Linked DNA regions of Homo sapiens: regions 2, 3, 4 and 5 are each linked to region 1. Evidence: chromatin contacts called from ENCODE Hi-C or POLR2A ChIA-PET data. All regions are on one chromosome and are shown on one strand. Each heading gives the region's core, a stretch centred on a gene start or an enhancer-like site at or near the end of the contact. The rest is flanking DNA. Distances are from core to core; before and after follow the strand shown.

Region 1 (3,319 bases), core at 575-3,074:
ATGTCTCTGGTCGGGGGGTGGGTTTATCTTAGGGTTGGAATGTTTCTGATTGGAGATGTCACTTGTGGTTTATGGTCATTCTGACATTAGCCATTAGGCTGATGCCCTTTGGGTTGAATTTAGGCCGTTTTTGATCAAGGAGAACTTTAAAATGGCAGTGCTTGTCCAAGATGGCTATGCTCCGGCTCTGTCATTACCCACCTCGCAAAATGAAGGAACCAAGGCTTCGGAGGCTGCCCTGATGTGTGTCTGTGTCTTAGCTACGTGGAGCTGCCTCGGGAGGGTGACTCACCAAATGGGGTCCTTTAAGGGATTAACAGGGTCACTCATGGTGAACAGGTTGGCCTGGAGGGGAGCCGGCAAGAGGAAGGCAGAAGACCAGAAAGAGGCTTTTTGCTCACTCAGACCTGGATGTCTGAGACAGACTCACGTGATGTCACCAAAGAAGAAAAGCAGTTACGAGAAATGAAGGAGAAACAGACCTTTACCGTAGCGCCAGGAATGAATCCCAAGGAAAGAACATCTCAGACAACTTGCATTTACTCTGGATTCGGGGCTGAAACCATCAGCCATTCATAGAGTGTGTGTGTTTATTCCCCCACACAAGGCTGGCAGCCACTCTGAGATGCAGAGTGGCGGAGAGGTGGAATGTTCTAGGTGTCTGGAGGGAATGTGGAACTTTCGCACAGGCACCTTTGCTGAGGGGCTGCTCTTCCCTTCAGCATCAGCCATCAGAATCCCAGGGGCCCTGAGAAAGTGAGAACAAGGGGTACATTCGGCCAACCAGTGACAGTGATGATAAACCAAATCTGTCCAGATAAGCTTCCGCTCTCCCATCCACCCCACAATCACGTGTGCACCTACTATCTCCCAGGCACTCATACGTTTCTCTCCTTCCATCTCCACAACCACCCCACAAGGCGGGTTCTCCTAGGCCCATCCTGAGGCTGAGGGATGAGGTGACTTGTCCAGGCCAGGGATTTAGGTCTCTGACCCCCTAACCACGTGCAAGAGGCACCCCCAACCCAGTAAACGCGTACAGAGAGCCTCCCTGGGTGACGGGCAAACGAGGTTAGTGATGCATTCTCCTTTTGCAGAGAGTAAATGGACTAAGAGCAAAGTACGACTTCAAGTTTCCGAGTCTCACCGCTTAGCCCCATCAAAGTGTATTTGTTCTCCCTTTGTTCACAAACATCACTTTAATAAAACACCTTCATATTTTAGATTTTAACGCTCATTACATCTTTGAGCTTTTAAAATGAGATTTCCCTGCGGGATGCGGGGCAAGGACTGCACTTCTCCATGCACTTTAATAGCCGCGCTGTGCAGAACCCGGGAACCGGGGAAGCCGCGAGAACCGCGCGAAGTCAGAGCAAGTCAAAACGACCTCTACAGCGGCGGCCTGGCCCACTGCGCAGGCGCCGCTCCAGACCGCCTAGAGCCCAACCTGCCCCATTGTAGGCGAACCCACTTCTAGAAGGACAGCGGGAGTGGCGAATCCCTATTCCTCCCGAAGATGGGTCAAGCCAGACTCTGACCAATCAGAAAGCTTCTCTTGTCACCGCTTCTGACTGCTTGACGTGGAGGCTTCTTTATCTCGGGACTCTCAGGCGCAGCGGGGGCGGGATATAAAGCTGGTTGACGTCAATTACAACCACTCGTCAAGCAGACTGAACTTGAAGAACTGATAACTCTACGAATTGCATCTCAAGAAAAGGCTGTTATCCCAGCTCTCTACTCCCATTGGATTTTTGTGAGACCTTGAGGGTGGGAGCTTTTGGCGGCAACCAATCGAGGGTCAGCGAGGAGGAGGAGGAGGCGGGGCAGGTGGGCTATGGTTGCTTGGAGAGTGCATCCGGCCCGGTACTTGTGATCGGAGGAGAGCCGGATCGTCCTTCCTTGAACCCTCTGGGTAGGGCTGTGCTGAGGGGCTGGGCGGGGAGCACAGGCCGTGTCCGCTCGCTTGCACCTTTTCAGACTGCCGTGTCAGGCCTCGAGCCGGGCCCACCTGGAGCCCTCCCCTGCCCACCCGCCCCCAGCGCCCGATATCCGCCCCCGGCCCAGAAGGGCCGGGCTCGGTCATCCCCAGTCCCGTCGCGGCCACTGACCCTTGAGATCAGCCCTCCCCTCCCCACCTTCCCGTCCCAGGCCAGCCCAGGGCCCGAAGCCCACCCACTCGCGTCTCTAGCAGCCGCTCTTGTCCTCTGGGTACGGCTCGCGGGAGTGTTGGTTACCATGGTGAAGCTGGCAGCCAAATGCATCCTGGCAGGTGAGTCTGAAAACTTGCGCTTGAATACGGTGGTCTCTGGAGTCCAGAGCCTTCATAATTCATCCAGAGCTTTTGTTCACCTAAATTGCCTACCTTTTCCTTTCTCTCTCCCAAAGGCGAGTTACTGCAATTACTGATACAGTAAATTACGTTAGGCGTGGAAGAATGATCTTCCAGGGCACTTCGCAGCTCCAGTGGATTTCCCCCTGCTCCCTGTCACATACTCTGAGACCACCTTCACCAGTTGAGGTGACTCGTTAAAAAATCACTAGTTACAACTCTGGAGAAGCAGACTTGTTAAAACAAAACAAAACAAACAAAGCTTAAGCAAACCTTGAGTGCTTCAGCTAAACATATACTGTACCCCAAAGTTAGGCATCAGTGACTTTGGTAGTCTTTACTATGGGATTTTTCCCCCGACCTCACCCCCTCTGATAACGGTGACCTGAGTGTAGTGACCAGAGTTTGCAAAAGGCACTTGTGTGTTGTCTTTAAGACCCAAAGTTACTGTGCTGCCCCACTCCAAGAAGGGCATAAATGTTGAGTCTCCCAAAGGCAGGAATCTTTGTTTTGTTGACTGATACATCCCAAGCACCCAGAACAATGCCTGGAACATAGTAGGTACTCAATAAATACTTTTAGAATGGATGAATATGTGAATATGTGGCATGCACATTTGTAGTGTACCCCTTGTATCAGTCTGCACATTTAGAAAAACAATATTTTGGATTATAGACTGCGAAACACATATGCATGTTACTGAGTGCTTACTGCATGTGAAGCACACATATTTCATGTAATCGTCTCACCATAGCACACTGGGCTAGGTACTGGATTGTTTTTCTTTTTTTTTTTTTTTTTTGAGACGGAGTCTCACGCTGTTGCCCAGGCTGGAGGGCAGTGGCGCAATCTCGGCTCACTGCAACCTCCACCTCCCTGGTTCAAGCAATTCCCCTGCCTCAGCCTCCCAAGTAGCTGGGATTACAGGCGCAAGCCACCATGCCCGGCTAATTTTTTTTTGTATTTTTAATAGAGCTGGGGTTTCACCAT
Region 2 (3,319 bases), core at 215-2,714, 510 kb before region 1:
TAACCTCAGTATGTTAGGACCCGAAAGGACAAAGCGCCCTGCTGGACACACAGGCAGGGGGGTTGCATCTCGGTGGGTGCCCTCCCCCCCTCATCCCACCCTCATGTCTGCTGAGAGGCCTGAGCCAGGTGCTGCCCTTCGCTGGGTCTCCCTGTGCCAACCAGGTGCCCCCAAGCTGTGCTCACTGAGCTGTGATTTTGGGAGCCCCCAAAGCCCATGGGAGAGGCAGGGGTCAGAGTGAGCCCTGGATAGGGATTCAGGGAACAGGATTTGGTCCTGCTCCTGCCTTAGAGAGGCTGTTTTCCTCCCTTGGCCTCTTTTCTCCCTTCTGCCACTGGGGGGGCTGTTGAAATGGATCAGTGGTTCTCTGGGTTCCCTGGGGCCCGAGGCTTCCATCTGGGGGTGGGGAGGAAGGGGGATGCCCAGTGGGCGGGGCCAGGCTGCTCCACATTAGGTGCGTTTGAAGCAAGGGTGCTCCTGGACAAGGCTGAGGTCATCTGGACCTGGGGAGCAGACAGCTCCCACGAGCCCTTAGGTTCTGGAATTCCAGCAGCCGTGTTCACCAGAACTGTTGCAGCTCTGGAGCATGCTGACATCCAGGGTGCAGAAACTTGGCCCCTCTACCGGGCCTTCAATTTGCCTCCCAAAACACGACCCTGATGTTCTTTTCCTCACCATCTTTGCAGCCTCCTTTCTCCTCTTTCTCCCCAGACACATTGTCTTAGTAGCTGGGGAGGGTTTCAACCAGAGCCTCTGTTGCTCACTCCTGGCCCTCCCCTGGCTCTAGGCAGCGTCCTCAGCCTCCCCAAAGACCACCCCAACCCCCGGGGGCCAAAAAGGGGCCTCAAGGCCCTTGTATCACCCAGACAAGCATCGCCATCACCAACATCCCATCATCATCTTAATCGCAAGTCACTTTTCTGAGTCCACCTCTGAGCCTTTGGACTGGCTGTTCCTTCTGGCTGGAATGTTTGTTCCTTAGAAAGCCCCTTAGCTGACATCTTCCTCAGGTCCCTCATCAGACAGCATCTCCTCTTGGGGCCTTTTCCACCATGCATTCCTGTCTTCCTTACCCTGCTTTACTGTTCTTCATCCTACCTGCCATCAACTGACATATGGAATCACATTAGAGTCACTGCCGGTCTCCTCATCTAGAGCACAAGCCTATGAAGGGGGAAACAGCGTCTGCTTTGCTACTGCTGTGTGTCCAGCCCCTAGAACGCAACTGGACACACAGGCTGAGCCCACAAATGTTTGCTTCTTGCAGCTGCATTTCCCACCTGCGCTGTATTCCTTTATCTAGGACCCTGTGAGGCAGGGGCTGCTGTCCCATTCTAAAAGAGAGCACCCTGAGGCCCAGAGAGGTTGACGGCAGTTGCTTACCTGGGTGGCACAGGTCCATTCCGACGCCTCTGGGGAAAAGATGACCCGTGCTCCTGTCGCTTGCCGACCCAGCTGCTGTTCGGGCTGGCCCGGCAAGGATGCGTCACCTTGACTGTAACAGGCTCCTTCCTGCTTGCCCCGCCCAGCCCTGTGTGGGGAGGAAGTCAGTCCTGGCCCACGGGGGTCTCGTGTGCAGGCTTTTGACAAAACAGCACTTCCTAAAAACTGGCAGAGTTTTGAGCAGCAGGGACTTTTGCCAGGGAGGGACAGAGGTGGAAACAAACAAACAAACAAACAAACAAACAGATGAAGTGAGGGGAGGGCCAGATAAAAAAGAGAAAGACAGTGAGACAGAAAGAAACACACAGACACATATGCACATACACACGTACACATGCACAGACACCGAGGGCGATGTTCACTGAGGACGAACATTTTCCAGGGGACCATGGGCATTCACGTGGCAGCCTCCTCACATATATGCCATAGGAGCGCCCAACTTGGACAGTCCTAGCAGGGCCCCCTGTGTTCCACCCCACAAGCTCTCTTCCAACTCCCACTTGAGAAGAGACAAATGAATTCACTGCTAGGAAGGGCTTTGCTTCCCTTCAAAGAAATATCTGGCTTTTTCTTGTCTAGTGAACAATCGGGTAATATGTTCCACTTTCCTTCTCCCCCAGGCTGCTGGGAAACTCATCGTCAAATCCAAAGCTCATCGACAGCTATTCTATGATGTCATGTGAACTTTGGGGCCTGACTCAGCTGTTTGACTCTCAGCTAGGGCTAGTCAGCCTCGCTTTGCTTATCTCTGAAAGGGGAATAACACTAACTCGGGGATATGGAAACCATGGAGTGAGAGGATGTGTCGGAGATGCTTGGGACATAGTAGGTGCTCAATAAACACTTTCTCCTTTGATTTTAATTATCTTCTTTGGTTAAAATGTATCATGTTATTCCTTGTGCCTTTTCTGGCAGGTTGGTTCAAATCCTTTCTGCAAAAAGCTTTGCTGTAAAGAAACAGGTATAAATTAAATGTGAATTCCCTATAACTTCAGGACACATGCAGAGTTATTCATCTGTTTCCCCATTACTCTCCAGGCCCCATGAGGGCAAGGTTACCTTTTGTGTTCTGGTGTGTGGTAAAATGCTGGGGACATAGAGGGTGTGCAAGTGTGGAATGAATGAACAAATGAATGAATGAATGAATGAATGAAGGGAACATGGAAGAGATCACGGCCGATGTGAAAGCTAGCTACAAGTTCACCTCCTTTTCACTATGCCGCCGCTTCTGCTGTCAAGGGGCGAAGTCCATTTCTCCTTCCTTGGAAGCTGAGCTGGCCTTGGGCATCTCTTTGACCAATAGCACGTGGCAGAAATGATGTGCCGTGATGTTCGAGGCTGAGCTTTAAAAGGCCTTGCAGCTCCTGCTCTTGCTCTCAGCCCCCTGCCTGGCTACCATGAGAACAAGCCTGGGCTAGCCTGTTGGAAGACGGAGGACCACAAGGAGATAGGCTGGGCTGTCTTGGCTGTCCCCTGGTTGCTGCCTCATCAGTGAGGCCAGGGGACACCAGAAGAAGAACCATCAAGCGGAGTCCCACCCAAACTGCTGACCCATAGCACTGTGGGAAATAATACATTTTTGTGGTTTAAGCCACCAACTTCTGGGATGCTTTGTTATGCAGCCAAAGCTTGCTGATACAGAAGAAATCCAATGCTGTCATTTCCTCGGAGAGAAAACTGAGGCTTATTTCTGGGAAACACTTGACCAAGTTGGAACTTGAGTGAGTGCCAATTCAGGCCCAGAAGCCAGGCCTACTAAGTCCCCGTCTAGTGTGCTCAGGATTTTTGAACCCCGCTGCTTCTCCCCTGCCCTGCCTCCACCTGGGTTCTTGTATAACTCATGGTTCTTTTCTGGAAAACTTGTTACAATTATTTC
Region 3 (3,319 bases), core at 368-2,867, 390 kb after region 1:
TCTTGTAATATATTGTACATTTATTTCTAACATTTAGTGACTATAAACAATGTTGCAAAGAACTTTTTTTTTTTTTTTTTTTTTTTTTTTTTTGAGACGGAGTCTCGCTCTGTCGCCCAGGCTGGAGTGCAGTGGCGGGATCTCGGCTCACTGTAAGCTCCGCCTCTCGGGTTCACGCCATTCTCCTGCCTCAGCCTCCCAAGTAGCTGGGACTACAGGCGCCCGCCACTACGCCCGGCTATTTTTTGTAGTTTTAGTAGAGACGGGGTTTCACCGTTTTAGCCGGGATGGTCTCGATCTCCTGACCTCGTGATCCGCCCGCCTCGGCCTCCCAAAGTGCTGGGATTACAGGCGTGAGCCACCGCGCCCGGCTGCAAAGAACTTTAAAGTTCATATCTGTGTACTTTTCTAATGTCTTTTAAGATGAATTCTCAGATAGAATTGATCAATTTACTTTCTCATCTGTATCTATAAACCTGACCAATATTGAGCATTTTTTTTTTAATTAGGTGAAAATGGCATTTTATGTTGTTTTGTTTGCATTTCTTATGGCTTTTTAAAAATAATTATTGGCCATTTATAATTCTTCTTTAAAATCACCTGTTCCTGTTTTTGGCCATTTTTATTTTGGAGTCTTTGAGGTTTTTCTTTTTCTTTTTCTTTGTTTTTTTTTTTTTTGAGGCGGAGTTATGCTCTTGTTGCCCAGGCTAGAGTGCAGTGGTACGATCTCTGCTCACTGCAACCTCCGCCTCCCGGGTTCAAGCGATTCTCCTGCCTCAGCCTCCTGAGTAACTGGGATTACAAGCATGGGCCACCATGCCCGGCTAATTATTTTGTATTTTTAGTAGAGACGGGGTTTCTCCACGTTGGTCAGGCTGCCCTTGAACTCCCAACCTCAGGTGATCCGCCCGCCTCGGCCTCCCAAAATGTTGGGATTACAGGCATGAGCCACGCGCCCGGCCGAGGTTTTTCTTATCAACTGGGAAGAGATCTTTATATATTGCTGATAGTAATTTGTCACAGAGTTGCAAAATCTTTTTTTCCCAGCTTTCTTTTGCCTTTAGAACATAGCTTTTTTCTGAAGTTAATTTGGAAGAATAGTCATGATAGCAAGCACATTCCAGTAAGAAAGAGTAATGATGAGAAATTTGCCCTCATAGATATAGAATGTATTATAAAGGTATCTTCATTAAAGCATGGTGGGATTGGCACAGGTGCACACAGAGAGATCAATGTATACAAGTCAGAAACAGCTTCAAGTATAATAGTTCTATAGGCGATGAAGGTGCCAACTAAAATCAGTGGAGAAAACAGTGTTTGGACAAGTGGCTATTACAAAAATTATCTTAGGTTTCTTCCTTACCCCAAAAATAAATTCCAAATGGATCAAAAGATTTTTCATTTAAAAATGAAAACATTTTTTATCCTCTTGTAGTGGACAGTAACAAAAAAAAAGTGCAATTTGTAACAAGTACCTGAAAGGATGTATGCGAGTTAATGACATGGAGGTGAAGAGAGGCTCGGAAGGGTATTCCAGGTGGAGAGAACGGCCAGAGCGAAGGTTTGGAGGCTGAAAGGCAGCAACGTGCGGATCCTAAAGAGGCAGGGTCAGGAATCGAACTCAAGACGCTCACAATGGAATCCAGGGCTGAGTCCATGCCCGCCCCCACAGGGATCATAATTATGTAAAATAGCATTTTTCCCATATATGGTACTTAATATCTGTCCTTGTGGTGGGATGACATGAGACTGAGAGCACAGCTCGCGGGGCGGGGTGTCAGAGTTCCAGACCTTCCCAGTCGGCTCCCGCAGGGCCTCGCCCCGGCCCAGGCAAGGCACCAAAACCCCGGCCCGGAGCTCTCCGCGCCCCGAGTCGCCGCCTCCTGATTGGATTCCCCCTGTGTCAATCCTTGTCCTAGAACCTGGCTGTCCGTTGGACCCGCCCTAGAGGGCGGGGCTCCCGCCTAGGAAGCGCGGGGGAAGGTGGAGCGGGTGGAGGTGGGGCGGAAAGAGGATGTTGAATCCCCACCCATCTGGCCGCAGAGGCTCCGCCCACCCCCTTTCCACAGGCCAATACGTCTGCCCATCAAGGCCAGGCGCGGCCTGCAGTGGGTGTAGCAGGAAGGGGGCGGGATTGTGCCCCAGGCTCCGCCCCGGAGCCGGCTCCCGGCTGGGAATGGTCCCGCGGCTCCGAGGGCGGGGCGGGAAGGCGGCGAGGAGCCGAGCTGGGTGCGGTGAGGCGCGCAGATCACCGCGGTTCCTGGGCAGGGCACGGAAGGCTAAGCAAGGCTGACCTGCTGCAGCTCCCGCCTCGTGCGCTCGCCCCACCCGGCCGCCGCCCGAGCGCTCGAGAAAGTCCTCTCGGGAGAAGCAGCGCCTGTTCCCGGGGCAGATCCAGGTTCAGGTGAGCGAGCCCCACCGCGGTCCCGCCCCGGGCAGGCGGCGGCGGGCGGGCGGGGGCGAGACGCGCTGCCGCCAGGCCGACTGGTGGTTCTTGGGCTCAGTGCGGCCCGCCACCCGCGCGGGCGGGGGCGAACGCCGGCGGCTCAGGGCCCGGCACCGCATCCTTCCCAGGGGGACCGGGACCCCCACGCGGGCGCTCGGGGAGGGCGCCGGCAGCAGCGAGGCCTAGGGGTGCAGGGGCGGCCTCGGGACCCGGCGCTCCCCGGCGCCCCCCGTGTCCCCCGGCGCGGTCTCAGGACTGGGCACTGGAGCCGACCTCCCCCAGCCGCTGGGGCACGCGCCCCGCCCTCGCCTCGCCCAGGCCCGACTCGGGCAAACTTTTTAACCCCTTCCGGGAGCCGCGGCCCCTGGGACGCAGCCTCACGGGTTGGGAGCCCGGGGCAGCCGCTCCCGTGGAAGTTTCTGGCGTCTGAGGCACGGAGGTAACGGGCAGCGGGCACCGTTTGGCAGCTGTCAGGGCGTCCTCCTGAGTCAGAGTCGGACCGTCCCGCTGCAGACCTTGCACCCGGCCCGGTTTCCGCCTCCGCGGCCGACTTCCTCATTCGCCCGCTGCCGTCGGACTGGTCGGGGAGGGCCCGGGGGAGGTGCGGCGGCTGCCCGGACAAGGGGGACCCGGCGGGGACCCGGGCGCGAGACAGGAAGGGCCACCCCCAGTCCCTGCTCCAGCCCTCGACCTCCGACTTCTGATCCTCGGGGGAGGGAGGCCCGGAATGCAGCAGCCGTCGGGGCCGCCCAGGCGTGCACCTGATTCCACCGCACCCAGGGGCCATCCCGTCTGGGCGGGGTGCGGGGGCAGCTAGCTCTGCCGTTACGAGCAGGCCTGGGCGATTGCATCTTTCCTGTTTGAGCCAAATCG
Region 4 (3,319 bases), core at 302-2,801, 350 kb before region 1:
CCCACAGCCGCCTGCCCCTCTGATCCTTCCACCTCTGAGCCCTGCCAGGCTGATCTGGCTAAAGGTCGTATCTGGCCACACCACATCCTTGCTAAACCTCCAGTGACCCACTGTCATTTTCAGGATAATGGCTGAGGTCCTTAATGTGATCGTCCATGGCTTGGGGGACTTTGGGGAGGTCCCATCTGCTCTTATGCCTCAGTTGCCCCATCTGTGAATTGGGCAGGCAGATTGGATGATTTCTAAGTGCTCTCCTAGCCCTGACATTCTGTGGTTCCAGGTGCCACATGGAATATGGCTTAAGGCCTGGGCTACATGTATTTTACATCAAGAGTTCACGCTGGGGTTGGGGGGTGGGGATGAGAGTAGGGATTGCAACTGACTCATTTGCTTGGCACCTGCTGATCCCTGGGTTTGAAGTAGCCCTGCCCTGCCACCCAAGCTATCTACCCTCAGGTTCCTATGCATCCCTCAGAACCCCACTCAAGCATCTCTGCTTCTGGCAGGCCCTCTGATTTGCCCCCAAGTAGAGTAGATTACTTCCTCCTACTGTCCCCCTCCTGAGCTACCTCTGTTATAACCAACTGTTGTGCCGTGGGTCAGAGCCTGGGCTAGATTCTGGGGATCTAAGGGTGATACTAATAGCTTTGGAAGAACATCAGGTAGAGCCCCGTTAGCTCAAGACTTTAGTCAGAAAAGCCAGGCACAAGAAGACTCTGAAAGGACCTTCTAATTGGGGAAGGAGGGTGGAATGTTGGGTGGAGCTTTAGCAAGGGGGCTCAACTGGAACTCAGCTAGTTTTGGTTATAGTTGATTGAGGATGGTGCTTGGAAGAGAGAGGAATTGTTCTTGCAGATTAGCAGCCACTATTTGACAATTTGGGCTTTATCAACAGGCAGTGGGGGAGGGACAGCTTTGGGGTCAAGGATCTGTGAGAGCCACTGTGGAATGTTCTCGGTCCTTCAAAGTCTTCGAGAACTGCATGTATTGAGCACTTAGATGCGTCAGACTCTGTTATAAGCACATTGATCCTTCCACTCTCTGGAAGCATCCTTAACTCACTGGATCCTTAAGCAAATGCCATGAGGGAGGTACTATTCTTAGCCCATTTTATAGCTGAGCCTATGGCTCAGAGTGGCCAAGTGACTTACCCATGATCACACAGCTAGAATGTAGTGGAGCAAGTTGAACCCAGGCAATATTTAGCACCCACATGGCACAGCTTCTTACAGCTTCTAAAGGGTGTGCACCCCTGGTATCCCACACAAACACACAGTGACCTACCAAGATAGGAATGACAGAGGTTCTAAGTCTTGTTCCTCAGTAGAGGCCCAGAGGCCCTGAGGGGATGGCGGTGCCGTGTCCCGGGCCACACAGTGCGTTTGGTAGTGGGGGAGGGAGTGTTGATTAAATTTGAGCTCACCACCAGCACCTGTGACAGGCCTGGGACATCCCCTAGGCTGACTTGCTTAGAGACATTTTCCACCACCAGGGCTATGACACACTCGAGGCTCCCATCACAGAGCCTGGCAGAAAGTGAGGCAGGAAGCGCTGAGTGGTGAGAGACGCAGGTCGGGTAGTGGAGGGGGGAGTGCCCAGTCTACGATTCCAGGAAGCCAGGATGCAGACGGAGGGAGGAGCAGAGCTGGCAGACAATGTCTCATCTCCCATTCCTCTATTTACCTGGCCTCATGCTGGGCACTGGCCACAGAGAGGAGGCCGGCTACTGCTCTGTCCACAAAGAGTCTCCAACCTTGTCTGGGAGGGAGTGACTCTGGAGGACACATACAAGTAGACCAGCTGATCACAGCCCTCCTTCGGTGTGGAAGAAAATCAACCCGGTCCTGTGAGCACAAGCCTTGATCAGGAAATGGTGCCAGTGAACACTCTGGTGGAGTCTTCTAACCTGGGGAGGAATTGTGGAATGCCGTGCGGGGCTTTAGCAAGAGAGGCTGAGCCAGAGTTCAGGTAGTTTTGGATAGCTGCTTGAGGATGGTTCTTAGAAGAGGAAGGAATTGTTCATTCATTCATTTATTCATTCAACAGACATTTAGGAGGGCCTAGTACCTGCAAGTCACGGTGTTGGGGATCCAGCAGCGAGCAAAGCCCCCTTCATTCTACACTTTCAGCCTTTGTGGACACCTTGGGGCAGTGTGGCATAGTGGTTATAGCCTTAACTCTGGAGCCCCGCAGCCGGGTTAAGTACTGGCCCCCTCACTCTGGAGCCCCGCAGCCGGGTTAAGTACTGGCCCCCTCACTCTGGAGCCCCGCAGCCTGGGTTAAGTACTGGCCCTGCTGCCTATCAGCTGTGACTTTGGACAAATACCTAAGCTTCTCCGTGCCTCAGTTTTCTCATCTGTAAAAGGGGACAATACCAGGACTGTTGTGAGGATGAAAGAAATAATTGAATGTGGCAGGGTGCTGTGGCTTGCACCTGTAATCCAGCACTTAGGGAGGTCCAGGTGGGAGGATCCCTTGAGCCCAGGAGTCCAAGACCAGCCTGGCTAACATGGTGAGACCCTGTGTCTACAAAAAATATATACAGAAAATTAGCCGGGCATGGTGGTACATACGTGTAGTCCTAGCTACTAGGGAGGCCGAGGTGGGAAGATCCCTTGAGCATAGGAGATTGAGGCTGCAGTGAGCATTGATCGTGCCACTGCACTCCAGCCTGGGCAACAGAGTGAGGCCCTGTTACAAAAAAAGAAGTAAGTTAATGTAAAGTACTTAGGAGAGAAGAGCTAGCCGTGGGAGAGACAGACAGAGACAGGGCTGTGACCAGGGCAGCCAGGGGCCAGAGATGTGGAAGCTGCTGACTTGCTGGCTGGCCTTTTGGATACTCTGTTGCTGTGTTGGTGATGGCTGTTTGGGGCAGGGGATGAGCTGGACACCTGCAGGCTTGGTGTCTCCTGCCACCTCCCTGCCCTTTCCAACCTCCTAATCCTGACAGCTCATCTCCCTCAAGCACCTGGGTAGGTCTTGGGGGATGATGGTTTGAGATAAGGCCCAAATCTATGATGACAAGATTCTAGGAGGTGTGACAAATGCTGAAGGAAACCTATGAGGTCTTCTTCCTACCTCTCAAATCCAGCCGTGCTGGCTGCCACCCGCCTAGCTCAGGGCCGAGGACATTTTGTCCCTCCCAATTCTGTACCACTTGGCCCCTTTGAGCCTCAGTCTCTTCATCTAAAATGGGGTGAAGAAGTGAAATTTCAAAGGCCGGGTGCGGTAGCTCACTCCTGTAATCCCAGCACTTTGGGAGGCCAAGGTGGGTGGATCACCTGAGGTCAGGAGTTTGAGACCGGCCTGACCAACATGG
Region 5 (3,319 bases), core at 557-3,056, 300 kb before region 1:
CTGAACTGGTCCTAGCACCCAACCTATGGTACAGGTGGGGAAACTGGGACCAGCGAGGGCTAAGGACTTGGCCTCTTGTCCCTGTCTTTTCTGCCTTTCAGTGGTGGAGATGGGCTTCAGGGTGTAGCCAAGCGGTGGCTGGGTGGTGAGGATGAGGCCTGACAGCTCCCTGTGCCCCCATAGCTCCCCCTCTCTCTGTTCAGTCCTCCCTCGCCACACGGGGGTGGAAGTGCTCAGCAGGGGCTGGCATCAGGGTTTGCATGGATCCCTAGATGCACCCCCTTCCTTGTCTGTGAAACGAGGGGTTCAGGCCAGCCCAGGGCCCCAATCTTTGATTGCTTACCCATCAGGAAGCTATTGTCTCCCATACAAGTTGTGTTTATTAATTCCTGGCCAAACGCCATTCCAAGTCAGGCTGGTGAGGTGGAAAGCGCTTAAGTGTCGAAGCCAGACAGGCCAGGGCTCAGCACCTGTCTCCTCTGCTTCCTACCTGGGCGAGGACTTACATCTCCCAACCTCAGGTAACTCATCTGAAAAAAGGGCGTGAAAGAGACCCCCACCCTGGGAAGACTAAGTGAGACAACGCGTGGAGAACATTGCACACGCGGGCTTAGGTCAAGTGCAACAAACCTGCGTTCATCACCGGCTCTCACTCTGCTCTGGGCAGGCACAAGCTGAGGGGTTTATGGTGCTGGCTCTTTCAGCCTCAACAACCCAGCGAGGAAGCAGGTGCCTGTACTGCCTTCACAGACCAGTGAGACACCCAAGACACAGAGAGATGAAGTAATTTGCACAAAGTCACCCAGCTCTTTGAGCCAGAGTTAAGGCCAGGCAGCCTGATCTGGAGTGCACGTGGGTGCACAGATGCATGTCTGTGTGCGTGCGTACATCCATGCATGTCTGTGCACGTGTACGTGCATGTGTGTGTGGTCCACGTGTGCGATTCTTCCCTCTGAGCCTCTAGCGGCCCATGCCAGCTGGTGACTCCCTCAGCCAAGGCATCCCCAGCCAACCCACTGGCATCTGGGTGGGGGGATCGACAGTTTCTGTGGCTGTCCCACCAGTTCCAGAGCGGCCTGGGAAGTCCCAGCCCTTTCTTCTCAGACTTTCATTAAGGGTCCAGGGTCCCCAGGGGCAGACTCTTGTCCCCTCCCCGCAGACTCCTCCTGTGTGAATGAATGTGGAAGGGAAGGCAGAGGTGGCGCCTGCAAACCATCCGCACTGGGCCACTGTGCCCTCTAGTTATGATCATGGGCGATAGTGATCATCCCATGTAGATGCTGAGAAATTCTTAGAATGAGCATTTGTTGGAAATCTGCTTGTGTGGGTGGCAAAGACATGAGAGGTCTAGGGAAGAGCAGATTTTCAGACAAGGCACTTTAGGGAGGGGGAGGTACAGCCCTTTGGCCCAGAATGCCCATTGATGGAGAGGGCGGGTCAGGGGAGAGGGTATCTTAACCCTCAAGTGCCAGCGTAGTGATGAGGAAAGGCTGGCCTGGTGGGCCCCCCATGGACTAAGCATCCTTAGGCACTTCACCTGACTCCTCTGAGACTGTGGTGCCTCCTTCACCCCTGACCTGCCTGCTTTCTACCTAGCTTCTCCCGGTGCCCACTTGAGCCCAGCTGAGGCCTCAGGCCCTTGAGTGGCCTGGGGGTGGTAGAGGGACTTGGCCCGTGAGATCTGGCCATGGCTGCTCCATTTCGCAGAAGCCACTCTCACGGGCTGCCACCGAAGCACGGGCTTCCCCCTTTCCGGGAACCTGCCTCCTGCCAGCTTCCTCTCCTGTGACATCACTTCTCTTGTGATTCGCCCCACCATTTCCACTCACTCCCAGCCAGTGGGGACAGGCAGAACCATGGGTTCCCTAGGCCAGCTGGAGCCACCCCCGACCCGGCCTGGCCTGGCTATGGGGTGGCCCTTGTGTTCTCCGGAGCGCTAGTGGCCAGCACAGGCGGCAGCCACAGACACTTAGTAGGAACTTCAGTGTGGCTGACCTGAGCTGGGCTGGCCGTGCAGGAGAGTGCAAGCTGCTTCCTCCATGAGCTCACAGCCTGACGTCAGCAAGTGCTTCAAAGAAGTCATTTCCTATGCATGCCTTAAACCATGCCACAAGGGAGATACGATCACCCCTGTTTTACAAATGTGAAAACTAAAGCTTGCTGAGGGTGACCCAAGGTCACACAGCTTGTTCCTGGGGCAAAGCCAGGCTGCCAATTCAGCTCTGCAGCCCCAGGTCTAGAGCTCTGGCAATGCCAGGTGCTGCTCTCCTCCCCTCTTCAGCACTTGCCTTCTGTGACCCTCCTTCCCCTTTAATCTGTCTGTAGGTAAGGGCACGGGGGTGTGCATTCATCCACCCACGCACCCTTCTTTCCTTCTTCCTTCTTGTGTTCTCCCCACCCTTCCATCCATCCATCCATCCATCCATGCATCTATCCCTCCAGGCAGTACATCCTGACAGGGTCCCTGTCTACCTCCTGGATGAGGCAAGAAGGAAATATTCCCCATATCCAGAGAGGTGAGGAAGCAAGGCAGGCCACACGGTGCAAAAATGTGCCTTCAGACACTCAGTACTTTGTAGCCAAGATGAACTGGCAGGCATCGCAGCAGTCAGGCTTCTGGTGCTTCTTGGAGAGGGCTAGAGGGGAGCACTTGTTGGACGGGAGGCACTGGAGAGCCAGAGAATGTGCACCCTCCCCCAGAGAGTTCTGCAGCAGAAACAGAAAACTCAGATGGGCCAAGGGGCCAGGCCAGGGCTAGAGTCTATGATGGGGGGTAGGGTAGTCCAGTGGTGTTTTCGGGGCTTTTCTTTCTTTCTCTCTTTCTCTTTCTTTCTTTCTTTCTTTCTTTCTTTCTTTCTTTCTTTCTTTTTCTTTCTTTCTTTCTCTTTTTCTCCTTCTCCTTCTCCTTCTTCCTCTTCTTTCTCTTTCTTCTTTCTTCTTCCTTATTCTCCTTTTCCCTTCTTCTCCCTTCCTCTTCTCCTTCTTCTCCTTCTCTTCCTTCTCCTCCTCCTCTTTCTTCTTCTTCTCCTTCTCCTCTTCCTCCTCCTCCTTCTTCTTCTCCTCCTCCTTCTCCTCATTCTCTTTCTCCTTTCTTCCTCTTCATCTTTTCTTCTTCTTCTCCTCCGCCTCCTCCTTCCTCTTCCTCTTCCTCTTCCTCTTCTCCTTCTAAAGGAGCAGGAATCTGGATTATTATGTGAAATTAGCTCGCGACTCAATGAAGCAATTTCTACATGGTGCATAAACAGATTGTCTTTACGCTGAGTGACTCCGCTTGGGCCACTAGATTTCAGCCGCTGCCTTGAATTCCTCTCTGGCGCTT

What was found. Hi-C counts contacts between places; a loop is a spot of excess contacts on that map. ChIA-PET counts read pairs that join two places held with the same protein, here RNA polymerase II (POLR2A). Pooled maps may share reads with other maps.
Region 2: a pooled map shows a loop between it and region 1 (3-fold over the local background). The contact joins the promoter of CYTH4 here to the promoter of IFT27 in region 1. A Hi-C loop is called at or near these places in 5 of 50 pooled maps.
Region 3: a loop to region 1 is called in a pooled map, with 11 times the contacts of the local background. The contact joins the promoter of MYH9-DT here to the promoter of IFT27 in region 1. A Hi-C loop is called at or near these places in 3 of 37 single-sample maps with no recorded cell type and 10 of 50 pooled maps. POLR2A ChIA-PET finds 5 or more read pairs at or near these places in 4 of 52 experiments (BJ, CD4-positive, alpha-beta memory T cell, MCF 10A and 1 more).
Region 4: a map of CD8-positive, alpha-beta T cell shows a loop between it and region 1 (8-fold over the local background). The contact joins the enhancer-like site here to the promoter of IFT27 in region 1. A Hi-C loop is called at or near these places in 1 of 168 maps with a recorded cell type or tissue (CD8-positive, alpha-beta T cell), 1 of 37 single-sample maps with no recorded cell type and 10 of 50 pooled maps. POLR2A ChIA-PET finds 5 or more read pairs at or near these places in 5 of 52 experiments (CD4-positive, alpha-beta T cell, OCI-LY7, activated CD8-positive, alpha-beta T cell and 1 more).
Region 5: a loop to region 1 is called in a pooled map, with 5 times the contacts of the local background. The contact joins the enhancer-like site here to the promoter of IFT27 in region 1. A Hi-C loop is called at or near these places in 1 of 168 maps with a recorded cell type or tissue (PC-9) and 7 of 50 pooled maps. POLR2A ChIA-PET finds 5 or more read pairs at or near these places in 2 of 52 experiments (CD4-positive, alpha-beta T cell and CD4-positive, alpha-beta memory T cell).

What each region holds. Positions count from the first base shown.
Region 1 is chr22:36,774,624-36,777,942 of GRCh38, reverse strand. IFT27 (intraflagellar transport 27) reads left to right here and starts at 1,824. Exons shown (of 7, transcript NM_001177701.3): 1 at 1,824-2,269. The coding sequence starts at 2,236. RefSeq lists enhancers at 432-995, 1,523-1,782, 1,561-2,124 and silencers at 2,023-2,072, 2,203-2,262.
Region 2 is chr22:37,280,653-37,283,971 of GRCh38, reverse strand. It overlaps CYTH4 (cytohesin 4), which reads right to left and starts at 1,464. Exons shown (of 13, transcript NM_013385.5): 1 at 1,384-1,464. The coding sequence starts at 1,402. RefSeq lists enhancers at 60-109, 1,656-1,705.
Region 3 is chr22:36,386,892-36,390,210 of GRCh38, reverse strand. MYH9-DT (MYH9 divergent transcript) reads right to left here and starts at 1,617. Exons shown (of 3, transcript NR_183573.1): 1 at 1,476-1,617. It overlaps MYH9 (myosin heavy chain 9), which reads left to right and starts at 2,244. Exons shown (of 41, transcript NM_002473.6): 1 at 2,244-2,404. RefSeq lists an enhancer at 1,933-2,227 and silencers at 2,021-2,600, 2,631-2,710, 2,991-3,220.
Region 4 is chr22:37,120,568-37,123,886 of GRCh38, reverse strand. No RefSeq gene overlaps it. Among named protein-coding and RNA genes, the nearest start is that of TMPRSS6, 13 kb to the right of the region's middle. Within about 2 kb of position 1,551, at least 6 of the 41 ENCODE cell types and tissues checked have a DNase peak (open chromatin) inside an H3K27ac peak, as active enhancers do; they include CD4-positive, alpha-beta T cell and CD8-positive, alpha-beta T cell, where a contact is called at or near this core.
Region 5 is chr22:37,078,523-37,081,841 of GRCh38, reverse strand. The region is part of intron 10 of TMPRSS6 (transmembrane serine protease 6); the gene reads left to right. Among named protein-coding and RNA genes, the nearest start is that of KCTD17, 28 kb to the right of the region's middle. RefSeq lists an enhancer at 481-1,461. Within about 2 kb of position 1,806, at least 5 of the 41 ENCODE cell types and tissues checked have a DNase peak (open chromatin) inside an H3K27ac peak, as active enhancers do; they include CD4-positive, alpha-beta T cell, where a contact is called at or near this core.